Linked DNA regions of Mus musculus: all the other regions are linked to region 1. A link is a loop called in an ENCODE intact Hi-C map of the cell type or tissue named here. Cell type or tissue: left cerebral cortex. All regions are shown on one strand.

Evidence for each region. A loop is a pair of places that touch in the nucleus more often than their neighbours do. Peaks named below come from ENCODE experiments on the same cell type or tissue, not always from the same donor. Only the 100,000 strongest peaks of a DNase experiment are listed, where the experiment ranks them.
Region 2: a loop joins it to region 1, with 2.2 times the contacts of the local background. A loop is called at or near these places in 4 of 42 quality-filtered maps.
Region 3: it touches region 1 in a loop (2.1-fold over the local background); 3 of 42 quality-filtered maps call a loop at or near these places.

The regions. Positions count from the first base shown.
Region 1 is chr13:45,822,948-45,830,947 of GRCm38, reverse strand. The region is part of intron 3 of Atxn1 (ataxin 1); the gene reads left to right. Among named protein-coding and RNA genes, the nearest start is that of Atxn1, 140 kb to the left of the region's middle. In left cerebral cortex, no CTCF peak of the experiment used is centred here; DNase peaks (open chromatin) are centred at 1,405, 3,167 and 3,562; H3K27ac peaks cover 467 bases.
Region 2 is chr13:45,880,948-45,888,947 of GRCm38, reverse strand. The region is part of intron 2 of Atxn1 (ataxin 1); the gene reads left to right. Among named protein-coding and RNA genes, the nearest start is that of Atxn1, 80 kb to the left of the region's middle. In left cerebral cortex, no CTCF peak of the experiment used is centred here; DNase peaks (open chromatin) are centred at 2,888 and 3,813.
Region 3 is chr13:45,746,682-45,754,681 of GRCm38, reverse strand. The region is part of intron 4 of Atxn1 (ataxin 1); the gene reads left to right. Among named protein-coding and RNA genes, the nearest start is that of Atxn1, 210 kb to the left of the region's middle. In left cerebral cortex, a CTCF peak has its summit at 6,676; DNase peaks (open chromatin) are centred at 3,301, 3,760 and 5,827; H3K27ac peaks cover 387 bases.

The DNA of each region.
Region 1 (8,000 bases):
TCACAGAAGTCACCTGATGTGGCTCCAAAGTGACTCTGTGATCCAGGCCTTGCCTTGGGTTTGTGACTTACTTAGCTACGTGTGTAATGGATAATTATGACTCTAGGCTACTAGGCCTGGCTGAAACAATGTGTGAATTAAGTAAAGACAATCTTATATTTCTGTTTTTAAAATATGTTTTTACCAATGAGCATGCACTTCTTTGTGTCAGTCCATGAATCCTACTTGATCAGCTTCTGAGGGACACTGGTCAGTGCCCAGTGGTGGCCCATGAATTTTAGGAAAGGGAGTAGTTGCACCTCAGGTTATGTATAACGGTGACAAAGTGAACAGGCAGTCTCACAAATCAAATCTAAAAATGTCTAGCACCTTAGGTGTTGGGGTCATGTGTTAATTAGTTTTCACTACTAGGAAAAAAAAAAAAAACAATGAGAGAATCGACTTTTAAAGAGGAAGGGTTGGCTCATCGTTCCAGAGGTTGTCATCTGTAATCAGTGTCCCCATTGCTTTTGGGACTGTGTATCAAGGCAGTGTATCATGGCAGGGGCATGTGTGGAACAAGATCTGCTCACCTTATGGCTAGTAAGGACAGGAAGGAAGGAAGGAAGGAAGGAAGGAAGGAAGGAAGGAAGGAAGGAAGGAAGGAAGAAAGGAAGGAAAGGAAAGAAAGGAAAGGAAAGAAAGGAAAGAAAGGAAAGGAAAGGAAAGAAAGAAAAGAAAGGGAAAGGAAGGAAAAGGAAGGAAAAGAAAGAAAGGAAAGAAAAGAAAAGAAAAAAGAAAAGAAAGAGGAGGCTGCAGTTCCACACTCTTTTTCCCAGGCATGACCCAAATGGCCCGAGGAACTTGAAGCTTGCCCCATCTCTTCTATAACTTTGCCAAAGTGTTCATGACAAAGCCAAGATGTGGATCTTTGGGGCAACATTCTAGATCCAGACTAGAGCAAGCACATAGACAGTGTCCAGACTAACAAAGGCTGAATCTAGTGGACTGTGCATCCATCCCTACAGAGGTTGGACTAAGAATTATCTTTATTTGGGCTAGTGTTGGAGGTTTTGTAATCATTAGTGCTAATATTGCTGGAGAAAACACTAAGGTGCCTAATGTGTGACTGCTGTTATTTCTCTTTGCTGGCCTCTGGAGTGGCCCCTTTCTGGTTGGAGGGTGCTGAGATCACACCACACACGGAATCAATTGCCGGGTTGTTCTTGTTTGTTCTTTAGCATGCTTGGCTTGCTGCCCACAAGGTGAAGTCCCTCAGTGTGTGATAGTCTGGTGGAGCTGAGTTGTGGGGCACACGTCCTTATGGCAGGAGATGCCAATGGAAGATCCTATCTTCCGTAGGACGTTGGAGGGTGTTCATGGGAAACTTGAGGAGCCTCCTGTGATGACTCATTGTAGCCAGAGAAAAGCAGCTGTTTCCCAAGGAAGCCATGAGCTCATTATGGAGAGTGGTATAAAGCTCCTGGTCCCCTGGCCCTGGGCGTTCTTATGATCCAAATGTCTGCGTTTAAAGGAGAAAAGGGAAGAACCGGCTTAACCAAGATGTCAGAATGGGACCAAAAGTGGGCAAATATCTCCTCACTCTTTCTTGCCCAGCTTTCTGTTGCTCCACTCTGACTTTCTGACACTGAGCATCTCCCAGTCCAGACCTCAGTCCTCAATAAGGCCTTGTTGGCTTTCTGTGTCAGTTTTCTAGGGCTACTGTAACAAGATGCCCCAAGGCTGGCTGGCTGGAAAGAGAGACATTTGTTTCCTGTGACTGTGTAGGTGAGGTGTCTGAGGTAAAAGGTCAGCCGAGCCAGGTTCTTCTGGGATATTTAATTTGGCTTGTGGACTGAATTCTTCTTGAGTCTTCATGTCATCTTCTCAGGTGTTTTATCCCTAATCTCTTCTTACAAGGACACTCATACTGGGTTAGGGACCACCCATACAACCTCAGTTTACCTTATCTCCCTCTTGAAAGCTCTCTCTGTTTTGGTCTTGCATATGCTGATTCAACTAACTGAGGTTTAAAAATAGTTCGTCATATTTTTTTAAAAGGTACTTATTTACATGTGTATTTTACATGTGTATATGGAGATGTCTGAGTATTTGGATGTGTGCCACAAGTGCACAGGAATTCACAGAAGTCAGAAGAGGTTCTGGATGCCCTAAGCTAGAGTTACAGATAGTTGTTAGCTGCTGTGTAGGTACTGAGAACCTGAGTCCTTTCTGAAAGAGCAGGGAACGCTCTTAACTAACCACTGTGCCATCTCTCCAGCCCACGAGTATGTAGGTTCACTGCAAATCCTGTCATTTTAACAGAAAAGATCTGGACACCTGTGGTTTTAGTCTCCATCAAGCAAAGGGGCCAGAATCTGTCTTCCTCAGATCCCAAAGGAGGAGGGAATGTTCGGGTGTCGAGGGACCAGGAGTGAGGGTTTTATAGGTGCTATTGTTGCTTCAGATGAGCTACAACAGACTCTTTAACTGTTAATTTTTACAGTAATATGCAGGTGGCTAAATCATGATTCTAGTGCCGAAAATGTTTTTAACTGCTTGTCATAGGCTGAGCCTCGTGCCAGGCACTGGGGGGGGGGGGGGTTAACCTCTGCAAATGAAGAGTTGCTTCTTGCCAGGTTTGTGGAGCATAGCATATGAGTGAGCTCCAGGTTCGTGGTAGTAGATCCTTGAGGCTTGCATTCACGTCGGTGTGAGTTGGTTTTTGTTGCTTAGGGGACATTGGGACACTTATGTGTCTGGAGTATGTGATAACTGGAGTTCTGAAGAGGAAAGTCTGCAAAGACGACACCAGGCTTGTAAATCTGTCCTTCCAGTGTGTAATGTTTGCTTGGGAACTGGCTGACGTATGTGTACTTGGCATTTTTATTTTTTATTTTAGTTTTTCTCTCTCTCTTTTTTTTTTTTTTTTTTTTTTTTTTTGAGGGCAAAGCTGCTATTTTTACCCCCCCTAGTAGTGTTCTGATGACTCCTTGAGAATGTGGTTGCTATAGGAAGCACCAGCTGTTTCTTCCCTGGGTCCACGTCTTAGGCATATTTTTGTCCCCAATTTCTGGCATTATGCCCGCCTGGCATTTAGTAGGTCTTTGGCAAATATTTGCTGAATTACGTTTGCCGGATGGAAAGGCTTGCTGGGTGTGTGGCTCCTTCTCTGTGACAAACCCCTTGCCTCTCCAAGAAGGAGATTCTTAGCTTCTCAGCAGGAGCACTGTGAGTCACACTTGGCCTGGCTGACTCAGCATGGTCCCAGAGTCTCTAGCCCATTCAGAGCAGCCAGTTATCCTGGAGCCACTGAGGATTCTCAGAGTGAAGATGGGTATTGCACACACAGGTTAATATAGAGATGTGCACTGGAAAACACTAGCTCATTGAGCAGAATGGAAAAAAATGTAGCATGAATATAATAATTAGGTTGGGGCTCTGGGCAACCCCAAGCCTTGCTCTGGGGGTTGGGGTGGGGTGGCGAGTACTCTTTGTTTCCCTCACACTGCCTCTCCTCTGCCTTCATTATAGAGTCACTGAGAAGTGACTTAAGGTGAACTGTGAAAGGAGAAGTGCACTTGTGTGATAGATGTGGGAGTGGGTGTGGGAAGGTTGTTCCAGGCATTAAAAAAAAAAATTCCATCAAAGAGGCTTGGCTGGCTTTCCATTTCCAGTAATTGCTGACAGTTTTTATTGTTTAACGTTTTTTTCAAAGTGTCCTCAGCACCTCAGGATGTTCAAAACTCGAGCGTTTTCATGGGAGCGGTTCTGCCAGATGATAAGAGATGAGTTCTGTGATCAGCAGCAGAAGTGGAGTTGGCAGTCCCAGTGTTGATGGGAATTTAAATATACAGGAGTCAAAAAAATTCAGTTCAAGTTCAACGGTGAATGCGCCCCAGTCCCTTAGGGTACACGGCAGTAGCTCGTTCTGAATTGGTGGCAGATTGTGTTGAGTTTAAGCCCTTGTTTTTGCAGTCTTTCTGTCAAGGTCAACATGTGAATGGTGACTTTCAGCTTTCTTGGTTCTTGTAGTCTTACCCACTGCTTACACTGCTAAAGTGTTTGTGGATCAAGGGTCACGATTGTCATAAAAATAAAGACTCTGCCCTGCTCAAGCTGTGGTGCGGGATCTATATGACGTGAAGACAGGTCTCTGCCGGAGTATGACTTCATACTGACACAAAACAGTGGCTTCTACATTTGGATGATATATAAACGCCATGGACTCTACCCTTCTGTCTGACTTTAAACTATTTGGTGATATAAAAGCAACCAGATTGCTGTGCGGCCACGACCACCACCATCTCCCGATCCGTGATGGCTGATGCGTATGCCAGCTTGATGAGATCTAGACTCACAGGGGAGATGGGCTTAATGTATGCCTGTGGGGGTATTACCTCCATTAGGCTAATCAAACAGAGAAGGCCTTTCCACTGTGGGTGGCACCATTCCCTAGGCTAGGAACTTGAATGTCTACAAATAGGACAATAAGTTGAGTTCAAGCATTTATCGCTCTCTGCTTCCTTACTGTGGATCTATATGACCAGCTACTTCAAGCTTTTGCTGTCAGGAATCCCCTACTGTGATAGATTGTACCTTGAACTATGACCAGGATAAGCCTTCTCTCCCATAAGTTGCATATGTCAGTGTGTTTTATCAAATTGACAGGAAAAGAAAGTAAGACAAGAACCATTTTAATTGTGCTAAATCAAACTATATTTTAGATAACAATTCTTCTGCACCCTGCTCCATCCCTGGCTACTACTACTTAACTTTCTGCTCTGTGATATTAACCCCTTAAAGGAGCCAATCAAATGGCCTGAGACATGGCTGAGCATAAAGGTGCTTGATCTCAGGATGACAACTGGAATCCACCTGGTGGAAGGAGAGAGCCCACTCCTGCAAACTGGCCTTTGACCTAAACATCTGTGCATGGACACATACACAAGAAATAACTGTAAATAAATGTTTAAAAAATCAATGCAAATCAAATAGTATTGTCATTTCATACTGGCTTGTTTTTCTTAGCTAGTGTATTTTTGGTAATAGCTTCATTAGGAGATAACCTATAAATCCCTAAAAGTAAATTGTTTTTTTATTTTTGTTTTTGTTTTTAGTAATTTTAGTTTCTTTTCTGTAGTCTCCAAAAATATACACGTTTATTTCTTTCTTTATTTAAACTGTTTAATGTGTATGTTTGGTGCATGGTGTGTGCCTCTCTCTGTGTGTCTGTCTGTCTGTCTGTCTCTCTCTCTCTCTCTCTGTGTGTGTGTGTGTGTGTGTGTGTGTGTGTGTGTGTGTGTATTCGTCAGGGTTCTCTAGAGTCACAGAACTTATGGGTAGTCTCCATATAGTAAGGGAATTTGTTGATGACTTACAGTCTGTAGTCCAACCCCCAACAACGGTCAGCAGCAGCTGTGAATGGAAGTCCAAGGATGGAGCAGTTGCTCAGTCCCACAAGGCAAGCAGGCAAAGAAGGGAGAGAGTCAATCTTCCTTCTTCCAATGTCCTTATGTAGGTCTCCAGCAGAAGATGTGGCCCAGATTAAAGGTGTTGCCACCACACCTTTAATCCTAGATGACCTTGAACTCAGAGATCTCCTGTCTTAATCTTCTGGAATTCATAGCCACTATGCTGCAAGATCTCCATGCCAAGATCCAGGTCAGAAACTTGTATCTCCCAAGCCTCCAGATTAGGATCACAGGTGAGCTTTACAATTCTGGATTGTAGTTCATTCCAGATATAGTCAAGTTGACAACCAGGAATGGCCACTACAGTGTGTGTGTGTGTGTGTGCTTATATAGTGTATGTATGTGTGGGGCATGTCCATATTATACATACATGTGGTATGAATATATGGTGATATATATATATATATATATATATATATATATATATTCTGTATATTTGATGTGTTGAATAATGTAAATGTGTACATGTATGAGATGTGTGGTGTGTGTATGTGTGTGTGATGTATGTATGTATGTGAGGTGTGAATATTCATATGGTGTGTGTATGTAGGGTGTGTATGTGTGTGTGGTGATTTCAGGTGTGTATGTAGGTTCACAGAAGCCGGAGAAGGACGCCAGGTGCCCTGCTCTATCACTCTGAACCTTATTGCCTTCAGACAGAGGTTCTCATTGAACCTGCACGTAGGCGGATGGCCAACCCTCCTCGGTGATTTCCTGAAGGGCTACAGTTGCAGGTGTGCAGAGGAGCGCATCTGACTTCATATGTGGATGCTGAGGATTTTAACTCCAGTGCTCGTGCTGGCTCAGCAAACAGTTTTATCCTGTGAACCCTCTCCCTGCCTCCTGAATATGTGATTACTATCTGTCAAGTCCAGTTAGAAAAATGCTAGGAAGTAAACAAGAGCAGAAGGTTGGGAAGTGACCAGACTATGCTCACATTATTCTAATCAATTCGGAGGGAGGCCCACAATGTTTGATTTACATGTTTCTTTTCATTTAAGCGATGCCATCTTCCTCCCCACAGCCAGCGATATGTAATCGCCTCTTGTTCTTGTGACGGTGTTGCTGCTCACAACTTGTTCTGATATGTATGCTAGAGAATCAACAGAAATGAATTTCCTGCGGCCAGGAGTGACTTGATGGTGCATATGGTGTGTGTGTAGTGTCAGCATGTGCATAGGAACGTGTGCCCATATATGCTGTGGAGACTATTGGCTAATGTCAAGTGACCTCTGGCCTGGCTGACCAGTGAGCTCTGAGGACCCATATGCAAGGACAGGATTTGAATTTGCAGGGGTCTCTGCAAACACCACAGCCAGCAAACTGTTGATCATCGAGGATCAAGAAGGCAATTAGATTCAGCGTGGCTCGGTAGCTGGTATTGGTGCAGACTTCAAGACGCTGACCTCCAATAGGCATATTTAAGCACAGGACAATTTGGAAAAATAATTTCCTGGCAATAATTAACTCAGTCCCATGTGCACCACAAAGCTTAAGATATGACTATGTTGAAATTCCTTATAAAGTGCAAGTAACATCGTCTAGAAAGGTGGGCTCTAAAGATTGAGAAAAACAAACTCAAGACGAGAGTCGGAGGGAGGATCCAGCATAGCCTGGCCACACAGATAGCATAAGGGTCACCAGGCTAATTAACCATATCTGCTTCCAGCCTCCTAAGCAGAAAATAGGTTATACATCTCTCCCTTTGATGTGACAGTCTGTGTGTTAGCATTCCTGGTTCCCTTAGAGTTTATTTATGAACACAGAACCTCTGCACCTCCTACATGATTTGACAGAGCTATTGGCCATGCTGGTACATGAGTTATTTGAGGTCTGTGATTCCCATAAAATAAACAGATCTCTTTATGAAAAATGACCACAGGTATGGTACAGGCATGGTGAACCACACCTGTCATTCAGGGTTTGGAAGGTAGAGGCAGGAAGCCTAGGCTGAAAGATCCTGTCTCAAAAATTCAAAGCAGATAAACGTGGGAAACAGTCATCTTTAAAAAGGAAGAAAAGTGGCAATTTATGTCTCATTGCTTCTGGGAAAGGTATTCGTTGGTGTAGTTATTTAGGAAAGTGGGCATTTTCCAGGAAATATAAGCGTGCACATATGCATTTTAATTATACAGCTTTCCTTGTAGAATTTCCCATTGAAAAACCACTATGTGTGTGTGCTATAAGCCATGGAGGGTGTTCATTACAATCTTAACTATGTTAATGATTTCAAAATTCAGAGCCAAGCTGAGTGTTTAGCAGAGTAAACAGAAGACAAGCATGTGGCCTTGGGATGGCTCAGAAAGTAAGGCTACGAAATTGAAGACCAGTATTCAGTCTCTGGGTCTCACTCGGGAGAAAAAGAGAGCCGCTTGCAACAAATTGTCCTCTATGCTATGGCATGCTTGTATCTATATGTGTATATGTATATGTATGTTTGACCAAACTATTGTTCAGTGATATATATATATATATATATATATATATATCACACAAACATATTAAAAAGCACATTATGATATACAATCAAATAAAAGGATACTATAC
Region 2 (8,000 bases), 58 kb before region 1:
CTCTCTGTGTATATGTGCGTGCATGTACACGCACGCATGTGTGTGTTTTTCTTTTATTTCAGGCTGCCTGTAGAAAAATGCTGATTCATAGAGTTATTATTTTTTGCTTTCTCTTTGTGTGCCATTTCTGAGTTTATTTTGTACAACCACCTTGAATTTAGTCTCTCTACATAAATCTTTATGAGTTCCTTTTCTACACGTATGTTGCTTCATTTCATGCTAATGAAAGTCAGGCTTGTCCCAACGAATTGAAAGCAATGTAAGTAATGCCATAGAATTCTCAAGTACATTTCTCCTGGTTCTTAATATATTTTTAATTGCACTGGTAAGTTTTGGATGTATGTGCAAGGGTGCTAGAAGATGCATGGGCATTCCAGAGACCATCCGGCTCATCTTGTCACCACCCTGTCACTCAGCTTAGAACCTTAGGAAGATTCTCTCATTATGAAAATAGCAAGTTGAAGGGGTGGGGGACAGATAGCCAAATGGATATAGTGTGCTGGCTCTGTAAGGCTGGGGACCAGTGTTCTGACACCTAGACCCAACTACACACCTGATGAGTGAGCAGCCTGTGGGTGATTCCAACACTTGGAAAGCAGGGGTGGAGTGGGGTGGGAGGGGTGGTCCCTGGAGCAAGCTGGCTAGTTAGAGTGGAAGTATAGGAGATCCGGCTTCAACTGCTAGACCCTAGCTCAAAGAATAAGATAGAGAGCCATCTAGGAATTCCGTGGTTTTCAATGTCTAGTCTCCACAGGTGTGCATACTTGACCTATACATCAGAGAGAGAGACAGAGACAGAGAGAGACACAGACAGACACACAGACACAGACACACACGCGCGCACGCGTGCGCGCACACACACACACACACACACACACACACACACACGTTCTTTGTAAAAAAAAATGGAAATAAAGTTTAATTTTGTAGGCCTGGAAAAGACGTCGTGCCTTTGTGAGTGGAGATGGTCTATTCATTGAATGCTTCTCATATAGCAGGCAGCATGGTTTCCTCATTGTAATTCTATGCCAATAGCTTGATGCTTCTCTTTTCGGGATTCGAATCCATCTTGCATCCTCCCAGCAAGCCGGGTAGCACACCCTGACTGTCTGTGTTAAGCCTGTATCCCACCCAAGGTTTAGAGTATCATAGAAACTACATAGAATCACAGCACTGTGGAAATTTTGGGAGACTGCATTATTTATTGAAACACTCTGTGACGTTAAATACTTTTGTAAATATACAGAAAGTTCATGAGACTAAGAAACCTCACCCAGGCCACACAGGAGGTTCTCAGTAACTATTTTCTTGTTTATTTGAGTGACTTTATTTATAACTTAAAAAAAAAAAAACCAACAACTCTGTTTTTAAAAATATCTGTAGTGACTGTCTTTAACTATTTGAGGACATTAAAAAAAAAATCTCCCAAACAATACAACCTTTCCTTCCTGCCTGGTGGAAAAATTGGCTCCTCAACCAAGCATAGTATTTAAACTTTTCTGTTTCTAGCTAAGAGTATGATATTTAGTGGCTCTTAAGTCAGGGAATTCCACACAGTATGTTCTAAGTAATCCCTTGTGTTACTGTCTTATTTCAAGATAACCCTGGTAATGTTTGTGAGGTGAGGGCCCGAGTTTGACCTCCAGAACGGATACAGAAAAGTCAGGTGTGGTAGAGCACACTTCAAATCACAGCACTTGGAGAGGCAGAGAAAGAAAGATCCCCAGGGCCAGCTATGTGGTGAGTTACAAGGTCAGTGAAAAACCCTGTCTCAAAATGACAAGAGGGGCTGGCTTTTGAGTAGTGACATCCAAGTTTCGTGCCTGGTGTCCACATGCAAAATCCATGAGAACCCACAGAGACACCGACAGAAACTGGCTGCTTTTCTTGGACTCATAAGTTTTAGTGTGATTATATATTTTCTGGGACAAGGTGTTTCTGGAGATGTATTGCTTTGTACCACTATTCCCTGAGAGACTCGGCGTAGAGAAACAATGTCATTCAAGTGATTATTTGGAGTTTTCAGGTCTTGTGTGACTTTAAATGCATGGTTGGCGGATTGTTTTAAACATGGGGATTTCAGAAAGAGGGAAATGGCTTAGTGGTTACCAGGACTTGTTGCTCTTGCAGAGGGCAAGGGTTTGATTTCCAGAACTCGAGGAATGGCTCCCAGCTGTCTATGACTCTGATTCTAGGGGATCCGATACCTTCTTCTGATCTCTGTGGGTGCATGCATGTGAAACACGTGAATATATGCTGGTAAAACATTCATACACATAAACTAAATTACTCAGGACAGGACAGGGAAGTGGAGGAAGAAGAGTGAAATAATTCTATTTCAACTATGTTAAAAATAAGTAGAACCAAACAAAAAAAATTCAAAAAAAAGACAAACAAAGGCTAACACAAAATCCTCCCTTAAGGAGTTTATAATCAAGTAAGGAAGGATTATCAGCACTGATTTTCCAATCACCCCAATGTCAACATTGTAGCCATGGTTATGGAACACAGAGGGCCTCCATACATGTCTTAATTCTGCCAAGCACGGTTTATATTTCACATGTATTGATTGAGCTGCTATTTCTGTCTTTGAGTTCTAGGAAATTTTATGACTGTTCAGACATGTAAATTACCATTCCAACAATTTCCTCTTTCAAAAAATAAAAATAAAAACTCAAAAACACTTTAAAACACCCTGATCATTTTAATAAAATAACCTACACATCAGGATGTTTTGGATTGTCTTGCACAAGACTGGCCCTGTCAACAATCAGCCATGGGTTGGGAAGCCCTGCTGAAAAAGTAGCTACTGACTGAACTGGGAGAGAGAGGCATGCATCACTGTCATCAAAATGTCTACCCACGCGTGAGCCCACCGAGTACAAATGTGTTTATTGTCTCACAGATGGCCTTGGTTAAATATGGTACACTACAAAACAAAGCAAATGGACATGAAGACTAGAAAAAGAATCAGTAGGGGAGACAGTATTGACGGAGGTGGGAGGGTGGGAGGAAGACACCATAAGGTTGTGGGGACTGAGAGTAGTCACAATATCTTAAATATGATTGTCCAAGAGGATATTTCATTTATTAATTTTTTAAGTGTGTGAAATTGCATACATTACTTAGGGTTTTTTTTTTTTTTTTTTTTTTTTTTTTTGGTCCCAGGAAATGTTCTTCCTTGTGTAGCCAGGGGCAGTGGCAAAGATCTTTATTCCTGGCCCTCAGGAGGCAAAGGCTGAGACCTCAGAGGGTAAATTCCAATATTCGAATTCCAGGCCTGCCCGGGCTCTATCTAAATCTGAAACAAACAAGAAGCTTATGTGTACAAGAAGGATAATAAGCAAATGTATGGTAAAATAAATAATATGAATTCTTCCTGCCTTAAAAATCATTTGTTGGGAAATTAAATACCACCGTCTTGTGAGTCATATTTTTCCTGGATCTGATGCTTCCATGATTACAGTGTAAAGACTGAAGGACAACTTATTTCTGCTCAGGTTCTTGACCCCGGAGTAGGTGTCAACCTCTTTCTTATGACCTGTAAGCATTGAATACAAGCTCCATCAATTCAGTTTAACAAGCTCTCTCCTCCATAGGTCAGGAGAAAAAAAAAAGTAAATAGTATCTCCTCTCAGGGAGTATAACTGGGTTTTCTATAAGAAAGATGTTCAGTGTTGCTCGTGTGTGTGTGTGTGTGTGTGTGTGTGTGTGTGTGTGTGTGTGTGTGGCGTGGGTGCAGTGGCAATATTGTGCGTTCCTTTCAAAATGCACACGATGCCTCGTGGTCTGTGGGTGGGGGAACCACCTAAGGTGTCCTTACAAGTTACTCATCCCTTGTTCCTCCCCAGCAAGGAAAAACCCAGCATGCTGAGGCTGGGGTGTGGGGGCTGGGGTGATCAGTGAGCTGTGAGCAGAAACCTTGATGTTAGATCCTCAATGGCATGGAGGTACATGACTGTATTATCAGTATGCATAGTGAAACAGCGTATAAGTGACAGTCATGGTCGAATGGAGGACTAGTCCCACCCTGCACCCCACCCCCCAAAATTACAGCATACCCACAAATTTGCCTGATCTAACAAGGAATGCAAATTACAATCTTTCCCACACGAAAACTAGCACTCTTGGGGCCAGAAATTGAAGTGTGTGTGTGTGTGTGTGTGTGTGTATGCATGTGTAATTTGTAGACATTCTAGGCATGTGTAATTCATTGATTAACTAACAGGGAATGCAACTTACAATCTTTTTCACACAAAAATTAGCAATTTGGGGGCCAGAGGTTGAAGCGTGTGTGTGTGTGTGTGTGTGTGTGTGTGTGTGTGTGTGTGTGTACATATGAAATTTGTAAACATGGTAGACATGTATAATTCATTGACTATTTCTTTTATTTTGTTTTCCTAAGACAAATGTTATTCAATGATGTTTCTAGTTTATTTTCTGCTATATCTTTGTCACTCTTAAACTATCAGAGGAATAGATAAAGATATTAAAAGATTCTTTACAAATATACCCATGAGTGATTTAGGGACAGTGATGCTTCATCTGAGATGTGCAGGTAATATAATAAATTCATAAAGATTTAATTTCAGACTCCTTAAGGAGACATTCTCTGTGTTGTCAGAGATTAAATTATGCCACCCCCACCCTCCCAATTCTCAGTAGCAAACAGGTGAAGAAGGCTACTGGTTTGCCCCAGGGCTGTGGTAAATCACAGGACTACAACCAGGTGGCTTTGGACCGAAGTCTTAAGTTCTCTCAGCATCCGGAAAAGGAGGAAGCAGGCTTTTACCATCGGGTTCTCATCTGTGGCTTCAGAAACCCCTAGCATGCTCAGTGTCTTCCAAAAGGCCTCCCTGGAATCCGCTTAGGGCTTGAGCAGGGTGGGGGGGGTGGCGTGTAGAGGCGGGGAATCAGTATAAGCTGAGCCTCCCTGAATTCCAAATCATCAAATGTAAAATACTGCCCAATCTGGAACGTTCTGAGCACCAACGTGACACAAGTGGAAAATTCCACTGATGAGTGATGGGAGTTTCAGAGCACTGGTGCCCTCGAGAGATTTTACTGTGTGAACTTTAGGTTGTCTGGGTGACACGTGCATGCAAACCAAAAGAATTTCACTGTTAGACCTGAGTCCTAACTGCAACCTACCTCATCATACATGTGCAAAGTAACTGGAAACTGGAAAAAAAAAAGTCGGAAGCACTCCTGGTCCCAAATGTTTGGAATAAAGGATGCTCACTGTTTATTGATAGGAAGCTCTTAGGCATGCTTATTCCTGGGATGTCATGAAAGTCATGATGTACCTTAAGTTTCTTGTAGAAAGTCCTCCTTGGTCAGTAGGGAGTGATATAGTAAGGGCAAGGTCTTGCATATGGAAACCAATATAGACAGCTTTAAAAGGGAAGGGCTCAGTGGGGTGACCTTCCCTGTGGGCTACTGCCTGTCCCCAGCCAGTCAAGCCTAAAAAGTACCAAGGAATGAACTTGAAACTTGCAAAATCAACCATCCTTCCTTACCTTCACTCCCTCCCTTCCTCCCCTCCCCTCCGTCCCTGGGAGGAGCTAGAAGTCTTTGCTATACTCAAGGGATGTTTGTCACAGTCCTTTTACCTTCAAGCTATGATCTGTGGCTGGACCCACTGGCTCTGTGGCTTGCCTCTGAATACCAAACAAATGATGAAAGAAGTGACTTTTTTTTTTTGTCACCAGCCAAAGGAGGGGCCTGAAGCATGACCCTTGCCTTTGGCAGAAACACTAACAGCTCCCTAGCATCCTGGTGCTCAGGCCCACATAACATCTCAGTGGAAAGGAGAACAGAGCAGAGGATGAAGGGGAAGTGGTGGGAATCCTGAGCTGGTAATACCCGTGGTGACAGCAGAGCCGTCTGCCAAGCAGAGAACACTGGTGAGCCTTTGGGCACTAATTGCCAAACATGTTTGTACTAGAATGGGGTTCAGAAACTCAGACAGAGCCCTGCCTTGTGTTCAACCTCGTGTGGGAAAGGTTGATTTATCCTGAGCTGAAATTCAGGCATCTGTGTGTCAGGAAACGTTCTCAGGTGGCTCCCTAAGCCCCTCCGCTACAATCTCCAAAATGTGGAGGACAGAGGACACCCAGGACTTCAGCTCTTTCAGAGGGAGTCAGACAGTTTTCTTCTGAGCATCTCTGCCCTGTGAACATGAAGAAGGGCTTTGGGCCAAAAGTTCCCGCAGGGAAGTTAACAGAGGTGGAAAGTTGAAATAACCTGAAAGGCACCCAAGCTGAGAAACTGCCCTTTCTCCTTGCTGCCACAAATAGCTTTGTGAGGCAGTCAATAGAGAAAGGCTCAAGGCTAGCAGCTGTGTGGGATGCTTCTGTGCACTGGGCAGCGGGAAAGGAAGATCTCTTTTTTACCCCCCCCCCCAATCCATCTTTCTCCATTCCCTCCCCTTTCCCTATTCCATCCCTCCTCTCCTCTCCCTATACCCAGACCTAGTCCAAGGTGAAGAAATGCAGATCGTTCTGTAAGCCTGACTGACACAGATCAACTAGATCAGTGTGCTACAGGGAAAAACTGACTATGTTATAAAGGCAATACCCTTCAGCAAGTAACAACTTCCTCCTCTTCCTCTTCCTCCTCTTCCTCCTGCTCGTCCTCCTCCTTCTCCTCCTCCTTCTTTCTCCTTCTCCGTATCTTCTTCTTCCTCCTCCTTTCTCCTCCTCCTTCTCTTCCTCCTCCTCGTCTCTTCTCCTCCTCTTCTCCCTCCTTGTCTCTTCTCCTCCTCTTCCTCCCCCTCTTCCTCCTCCTCCACTTCCTCTTATTCTTCTAAGAAAGCAAAAGATTCTTTCTCTTCACATTTTGGAAAGTTGGTCTCATTGGCTTCTTGCTTTTGATGTTCAACTCTCTGTGCCAATGCCGCTCTGAGCTCAATCTTCGAGGCTCTTCTGATCCAGGCTGGCAACCTCCTAAAATTAAATGTCACTTCAAGTTCAGCTAAAATATACAACTCAAAAAAAAAAAAAGTCTATGAATGGAAGTAGGGAAGAGAGGATCAACAAACCAAGATGTAGCATTCATGCCATGAAAAAGACTTTAAGATGCCCCCCAACAGGCTCTTCCCCGGGTTAACACTTTACAGTACACAAGAAGACTTTGATATATTCCTGGTGGGCCATTGTTTCCCATTTCCTCTCTGGAGGTTTTGACTAACTGAATCCTTGCAAATCATCTTCAACAAAACGACTTGTGTCTCATAGGCAGTGTATGAGTTAGCTTAAAATTCTGATGAAAGAAATGAAAATAATGTTGTGTTCTTTTAAATTTTTTTAATTTTAAGAGAACGTGTGTGTGTGTGTGTGTGTGTGTGTGTGTGTGTGTGTGTGTGCGCGCGTGTGCGCGCGCGCTCGAGTGCACATGTCACAGCTTGCTCCTCTGGAGGTCGGACAACAGCACGGAAGACTTGGATCTTTACTTTCCCTTTTATATGGATTCCAGGGATTGACCCTGGGTGTCCAGGCTTGAGTGGCAAATGCTTTTACCCAGCAAGCTGTCTCAATGGCTTCCTTTTCCTCCCACTCTATTAACATTCTTTATTCCCTCAGGTGGGAAACCCTCAACTATATAATACATTATTTTTCTCATCTTGGAGCTGAAAAATGAGGGTCTTACAAAGGAGAAAGGGGGGGGGTTCATGTCAGACCCACCATGAGCTGTGTTTAGATGCAGTTGTTAGCAGGCGTAGGGTTGCTTGGAAGGGACCAGCTACCACCCCAGAAGGCTGGGGATTTACTCTGCTGCTGTTACCTTGGGTTTCTGCCTTCTTTCTCTCAAGGCTCTGGCAGATGTTTCAGTGCATGGGAAAGGGATGCCCGCAGCTGGTCGGTGATGGTTACTGGTTGTAATGGAGACCTTTCGTTTTTTCAGATCTCTGTTCTGTTCAGATCAGACATTTGTATATCGTTTTTGTCTGTGTAGCCCTGGCTGGCCTGGATTTGATCACGGCTCTCTCCCCACTTCCC
Region 3 (8,000 bases), 76 kb after region 1:
TTTTATTTGTCTCCAAGGACAGGGTGTTGGGTTATTCTCTCTGGAAATTCATGCCAAGTCTAAAATTAAGGCAAGATGGTTCTTTCTCCAGCCCCACTGTCCACTCAGTAGTTTATATAGGAATGTTACAGAGTTTCCCTTCTATTTTACCATCCTGAAAATGGGGCTGGGAAAAACTCACCCTATTTTTGTAAGGACGAATAAAACCTAGACTTAAGACATTTTGAAAAATATATTTAATTGTAAAATATAAACATGTGGGGTTTTTTATTGCTCCCCTGTTGATTATAGTTAAGAAGAAAAATGCTTTTAGTCTGGCTTGTTGATCTAACAGATTGTATCCTATTTGGCAAGTACTCTACCATTGGCATACCTCTCCAGCCCAGTTGTATCCTGTTTGATTTTTTTTCTTTCCCTCACCCTTCCTGTTGCAGTTTCTTAAAATGGAAACCTTAAGTCAGGTGTGGTGGTACACATCCAGAATCCCAAAACTCAAAAGATTGAAGCAGGAGGATCATGCATTTCAGGTTAGCCTGGGCTACGTAGTGATACAATCATAAAATTACAATGTATAGAGTTGGATATCCAAAGAGCTACTCTATATTCTGTGGCTGGAGTTAGTAGTTGCATGGCTGTGTCTGACTTAGCTAACCTTTCTGAACTTCTGTTTCCTCTCCAGTGAATGGAGAACAGTGATGTTGCTGTCTGTTGGAATAGCTGAGTACTTTCACTCTGCAGTTATGAGTCCTAAAGAAAAAAAATTTTTAAACTGCTAATGAAGCTTGAGATGTAGCTCAGTTGGTAGGGTGCTTTGCTTAGTGTGCACAAAGCCCTACGTTTGATTTCTAACACCTCACAAGCTGACCATGTTGAGCTATGCCTGTAATCTAGCACACAGGAGGTAGAGGCAGGAGGATCAGAGTTCAAGTTTACTCTCAGGTGCGTAAAGATTCAGAGCTAGCCTAGGCTACAAGAAAGTTTCAATAAGCCTACAAATCTGTCTGCTTGTGATAACGACAATGGTTTCTTCCGTGGACTAATAATTGTCCCAAACATAGACATAAATGTCGAAATATATTTTGAATCTTGTTTCTAAAAGAACTTTTAAATTTTTTTCTTCCCCTAAATCCACAAGATACAGTAGCAAGAGGAATGAGGCGGACTGAACATCGATGAGGATATATAAGCAGCAGGTGGCTGTTCGGGTTCGGAAGGAACCATGTTGCTATGTATCCATGATATTTACATGGCCAGAATTGAGAAGGAATCCAGGAGGGACACAATATAAATGAGCTTGATGTCACAATCAAGCCAGGGGATGATGTACTAAGGTGTGTCCTTACCTGTGGTTTGATGTTCAACCACTGAGGTCTGGTGAATTCCTTGGGCATTGGTGACATGTTCCATGAGATAACATTCATCTCCATAGGAGCTGGCTTTCCTTGCTTTCTATTCCTGAAATAACTAGTGTCACTTGCTAAACTATGTCCCCACACAATGTTAGATCCCTAACCCCTAGCACCCCCAACATCCCTAGTACCATGTATGAGGTCTTTTTGGAAGTAGAGTGTTCACATCTGAGCAAGTAAGCATGAGGCCCCTGTTCTGATGAAAGGAGACAATTTGTGAAGGAAGACATCAGGTTGCCCTGAGTCTCAGAATATTGGAGATGGCAAGAAGACCGTGGAAGTTAGGAAGAGGCATGGGGCAGCCTGCCTCCCAGTATTCTTGCTCCTAGAAAGTACATGATGAGAAGACTTGCTGAGACCTCATTACAGACCCCCATTTCCTAAGACAACTAGACGATGCACTTCCATTGTTGAAACCACCTAGTTTGTGGCCTTTCATTATGACCTCAGGAAATCAGCCCATGTTGGCTGGCCAGTTTTCTGTACCCAACTTTTGTCTCTCTGACTCGTGGCTTTATGGGTGCTCCTGCACATCGTATGCAGGACTTGGCAGCATACACTGCAAGAGATGATACTTCCTGTGGTTTGGCTTCTGAAAGCAAATGCATTAAAGTCTAATCTTAAGCCTTGGGGGTTATTCAGAACCGGGCTTCTTCATGTTATAATTACCTCACTCTGCCATCCTTTCCCCTAAGACTACACCTTTGAGTGTTTGAGGAACGGAAGGAAGGAGGACAGTTGAACAGCAGAGGTTTAAAGCTCACTTATGCAAAGCCCTTCATTTTCTGATTCTCTCTGCAGGCTTGGGCATTTCTTGTGAAGATTTGGCATCTATTGTAAGCCTGCTTTCCTGGGGAGTATGGCAAGCCTGTAAGGAGAGAAGGGATCTCTCTCTCTCTCTCTCTCTCTCTCTCTCTCTCTCTCTCTCTCTCTCTCTCTCTCTGTGTGTGTGTGTGTGTGTGTGTGTGTGTGTGTGTGTGTGTGTGTGTGTGTGTAGTTTGCATGTTGTTTCTCTGAAGGATCCCATCAGGCAAGATCTTGTCTTCCTTCTCTTTGGAGAATGTTCATTTATATTATGTAAAACATTTAGGTTGGGTTTTTGTTGTTGTTGTTGTTGTTGTTTTGTTTAAAGAAACTTTCAGTGTAACATGTTGAGGTAGTTGGTTCTAGTTTAGATGGGAAAAATAAACTCATCATGCAAAGTAATCAGAGAGGTTATGTAATTATGCGAGCCCCTGACTCATTAACATATGACATCCTATCTCACAGAAAGCATCTCATTTCTTTGGTTTTTTTGTTTGTTTGTTTGTTTGTTTGTTTATTTGTTTTTTATGGCTCCTGAGAATTTTTTTGTGAAGTCCATGAAAGTACTTTTGAAAATCTGCTAGAAGATGATGGTCAACTATTATAACTAAGTCACAAGGAATTGTGTCTTGTCCCAGGAATTCCATGTCCTTGTTTAGCAGTCAAGACAGGGAGACCTCAAAAGGGGTTGGGGGAAGTGACAAAGTTAAGATCGAAACTCAGGATTTCCATCCTCTATAACATGTATTTTCTGAACCAATACTGAGGACCACGGCCCAATTCCAAAGACCAGAGGGAGGGCCAAAAGTGAAAGAGGCATGAGGGGTGCCTGGAGAAGACTTGGAAGAGAGCCCCTAACTCATTAAGGAGAAGATTTGAATCTCAGCCAGGCTTCAGCCTAGAGTTCTCTGAGTTAGACCTCGGGCTGCTGAGTGAGTTTACAATTGTATGCTTCCTACTGAAATGCTGAGGAATTCAGCAATGGGCCAGGAATTCACTTGGAGGTATAAGATCAGCCATGAGTCAGCACTTCACTGACTGATGCTGAGTCAGCACTCCCCTGATGCTGAGTCAGCACTTCCCTGATGCTGGGTAAGGGATATTTGGCCTTCCATTGTGAAGCTTTGTTTGAAATTTCCTATGAACTAATGCTAGGTTTCTCAAATGCGCCTCCAATTCTTCCCTGGCTCCTCTTCCCTTTGACTCTATTGTTCAGTAAGTGACTCATTCCTCTGAAAGGAAGCTAGCCCTTCCCTTCTGTCTGAGCCTAATAAATATACTCCAGGAGGCCTCCTAATACCGTGCCTCATTTTTTATTTCTTAGCAGATCATATGATGGATGGCTGTACTTTTATAATAAATTCAAAAGCCTCCCCTCAGTCCTCACCAGTTTGAATTGCACAAAAGAACATGAAGATAAGAGTGCTTTAAAATAAATCTCAGCTAATTATACATACAACCGCATTCACTAAGTGGGAATATTTTCAGGCCTTTCTATGCTACCCTGTGCCACCTGCTCCCAATGTAAATGGGCATAAATTTAGTTCCATTAAACAAAACACAGCAACTCTTCTCGGGTAGCACAGTCCTTTAGTCCTATTTCCGAGTTGGGAAACTATCTGTTGTGTTCCCTCATCAATGCTGGGCCTGTGTTAACCACACCACAAGGCTGTTTACTTGCATAGCTTGCGATTTTGCTAGCAGGCAAATAGGGCTGTGTCTTAGAAAAGTACTTACAGACTTGATGGCATCTGAACTCCGAGTTCCAGCAATTATGTGTCCCCATGAGTTGCGGAATACACACATTGGATTCTTCAGCTCATTAGGATCTTTTTTTTTTCTTTTTCTTTTTTTTTCTTAGACTGGCATCTTCACTTCGCTAGGAACATAATAAGGTCGCTTAGGAGGAATCCATTCATCTGTTATTGATTTCTGATGTCTGTTAGTCTAGACAGGGTGTTTCTTTGAGAATAGGAGAGTTAGAGCCACAATCAAATGAATCTCAGTTGTCAAGCTCTTTCTATGGCTGGCCTCCTTTGCTGTCTCCGGAATAGACTGGGTGTGGTAGCTCACTCAAGTAATCCTAGCACTCAAGAGGCTGAGGCTAGGGTCTGAGGCCCTCTTGGGCTACATAATGAAGTCAAGACTAACCTGGGCTACCCAGTCAAACCCTGTCTCAAAAATGGGGAAGTTCAATTGCTACACATAGGTGGTGTACACTGGCCCTGTTCTCAGATAAAGCATTTCCCTTCCCCAATTCCTTTTTCACTTGGTGTCTGGACCAGAAGACCTCAGCATCATGTCACACAAGTCAGGAAGTCCAGCTGTGCTCATCTGTCAAGAAAGGAGGAAGCTGCCTATCTGTCCCTGACTAAGGCTGAGTTTTTCCTGATCTTACCACCCCGTTTCCATAGCACCCCCCACCCCACTCCCACACCCTTGCCCCACATTCCTTTCCATTTTGTCCATTCAAAAACTCCTTCCTCCCTTAGAAAAGCTAAAAATACAAGCAACACTTTTCAAGGAGCCTCCCTTATTAGGACCGCATAGTTCAGCTGCTGGCGAAAGGGAGCCCTTCATTATCCTGACTGCACAGGGCTGTGTCTTACAAGTTTTCTGCTCTCTCCTCTGAGATGGTCACCCTCACCCAAGCCCCATTAGCTTTTCCATGGTAATAGAAGGTGACAAAATGCTTGAGGAAACCCCATGTCTACATATGATGGGGACCCCATGGCACTACAGAGAGCTGTGTGTATAGGTTCAAAGATCTTAAAGTCTCTAGATCTTCCAGCCATTGTTAGTGGGGAATTGTCAAATGATTATGGCTATACTCTAGACATGAAGCCCCCAGGATCACGGACTCACTCGTGGGTTGCCAGGAGTGTGCTGACTTGAAGAAAAAGTTCCGGGGAGCGGGGGGAGAGGGGCAGTCTGGAGCTGAAGTTCCCAAGCAGAGGTCCTGTTGTGTGTGATCCTGAGACACAACTTGGACACAGCCTGGACAGCTGGCTCTGATTACTGTGGGAACAGTGTGAGGAAGGCCATTGTCAGATTCCTCAGGGCTCAAAGGCACCGCCTTCCTAACACACTTGATCCCTGCTGGCAAGGAAAGACAAGGAACGAAGGAGTGTGGGATAGACAGGGTAGAGAAGGCCAAAGGTTGGAGTAAGCCGACGACTTCTGGTTTCTCTTGGTTTGGAAGCAAGGCTCAAAGCTGTTCTGTGACCCTCTCAGCCTGGTGTACTAAGACTTAAAGCCCCTAATGCCCTCTGTGCCTCTAGTCATTTTTTGTGTGCTAGACTTGATAATGAAAAAAAGAAATTGTTCATATGGTGTTCCTGTCTCTCACCTGGCCCCTGCCTGGACAAGGTCCTTACTAGTTAGTTTTCTAGCTGCTGTGATAAAAACAGCTGACAAAGGCAGCCTACAGTAGGAGGAGTTAGGGAAGGATATAGATCATCATGCAGAAAGGGCATGGTAATAGAAGCAGTTGGTCGAGTTGTGTCTGCAACCAAGAAGCAGGAAGCAGACCAGAAGTAGGACTGGGCAACGAATCACAAGGCCTGCCCCCAGTGGCCCACTTCCATCATTGAGAATCAGTCTCCAAAAAGCTCCACAGCATTCCAAAGCAGCATCGCCCACTTCAAACCAGTGTTTCAACCCATGAGCTCATGAGAGGTGTGTCACACTCAAACCATAACAGTGTCTCGCTCTTAACTCAGTCTGGCTTTGAGCTTCCTATCCTCCCCACCCCCACCCCTGCCCCCACAGCCTTCTCTGTGCCAGAAATTACAGGCGTGAGCCGCCACGCCCAGAAAAATAGAATTTCTGTGCAATTTCACATGCCACAATCAAGTTCTCTGATTCCAAAGCTTCTTGATGCTTTAAGCACAGATCTGACTAGCACACGGGGTCTCTAGTGACCTTCTGAGGAGTTAGTGGTGTTTAGCCCCAAGCCCAGAGGTCAGCAACGAGCTTAAACTCAAGGACAAAGCTCTAAAAGCATTAGCTAGCAATGCTTGAGAAGGCAGACACTCTAGAGAGCCCTCACTGTGCCAGACTTTGGGGGTTTTGAGAAAATAGTTGAGGGTCAGAGAGATGGCTCAACTGGTGAAGTCTCTTGGCACCAAACCTGATGAATTGAGTTTAAAATGTAGAACATACACAAGGAAAGGAGAGAAACCACCCCCTACGAATTGTCCTCTGACCTCCACATGCCTGTTGAAGCATGCCTGCCCCCACCAAAACAAACAAACAAACAAACAAACAAGCAAGCAAGCAAATAATGTAAAAGACAAGGTTTAAGATAAAATAGGGACTGGAGAAATTGCTCCGCAGATAAGAGTACTTGTTCTTACAGAGGACCTGGGTTCAGTTTCCATGACCCATGTGGTAGCCCATAACCTTCTGTGAATCCAGTTCCAGGAGATATAATGCCCCCTTATGACCTCCTCGGACACTGCAGGCAAGCAAATACTCCAAATGTAAGAATCTTAAAAACTAGTAGCTGAAATCATGATGCCCAGTACACTAACCATCAATGCCTAGGCCTTCAATCACAGGGCTGTGATTCAAGGGCCATTTAGAAGATTAGCACATAGGTAAGCAATCATTTTTTCCCTCCTGGCGTACTGTCCTGTGACGCTCACAGGACCTTGGTTTAGGGTGTGATGTCAGACTTTTGTGCTTTCCTGTGAGCAGGTGTATGGTGGGTTGCCTTGTCCCATCCCAAACGAAGAGAACAGAAACAGTGCTTCTGCGTCCGAGCTTAGTCAGGTTCCAGTGTTGCTGTCTTTCCAGATGTGGCAAAGGGCACCATAAACGACTGTTCCTCAGGAAATAGGCACCAAGCCACAGTGGCCTCCCTGCTTACCTCTCCCCCGCCCAACCCCTGGCCTGGAATGATGTGGTGGCCTCGGGACAGGAAAGAGATGAGCAGAACCGAAGCCATAGCTCCACTCTGTGCACACCGCTTGCCCCATATTTCTAACTCGCCATCTTTTCAGTTCCAAACCCTCTGTGTTAAGTAAATGCTCCATTGCTGTGAAGAGTGTGTGCAGCTCCTGGTGAACCACGCTAGGTTTACACTTCAGAAGCAGCAAGGTGTGTGGCTTGGCATTGTTGGCATATTTCTTTGCAGGAAGTATACATGTGTGTGAATGTGTGTCTGTGTGTGTACGTGCATATGTATGTATATACATTAGTGTATGTATATATATGCATATTTGTGTATGTACATGTGTATATATGTGTATGTCTATGTGTGTAAATATGTGTATATATGTGTTTGCATGTGTATATTTGTGTAACTCTGTATGTGTGTACATGTGTGTATTGTGTTCATGTGTGTATATATGTTTGTATGTATGTGAATGCATGTATGTATGTATTCATGTGCTATGTATGTACAAGTTCATATATATATACATACACATATATGTGTGTATATATATATATATATATATATATATATATATATATATATGCACACACACTTGTGTGTGTGTGTATGCATGGATGTGGTCAGAGAACAATTTCAAGACACCATCTCGTGTTGTTTCTCAGAGTACCACCCATCTTATTTTTTGAGACTATGGACTTTCCTTGGCCTGAAACTCTTGAGTGGCTAAGCTGGTGGCCCAGTGAGCCCCAGGGAATCTCCTGCCTGGCCTCCCCAATGCTGGTGTTACAAGCACATGCCACCACACCTAGAAACATGTGTTCTTGGGTGAACTCAGGTCCTCATGTTTGCAGAGCATGGGGTCATTTGCCAACTGAGTGGTCCTG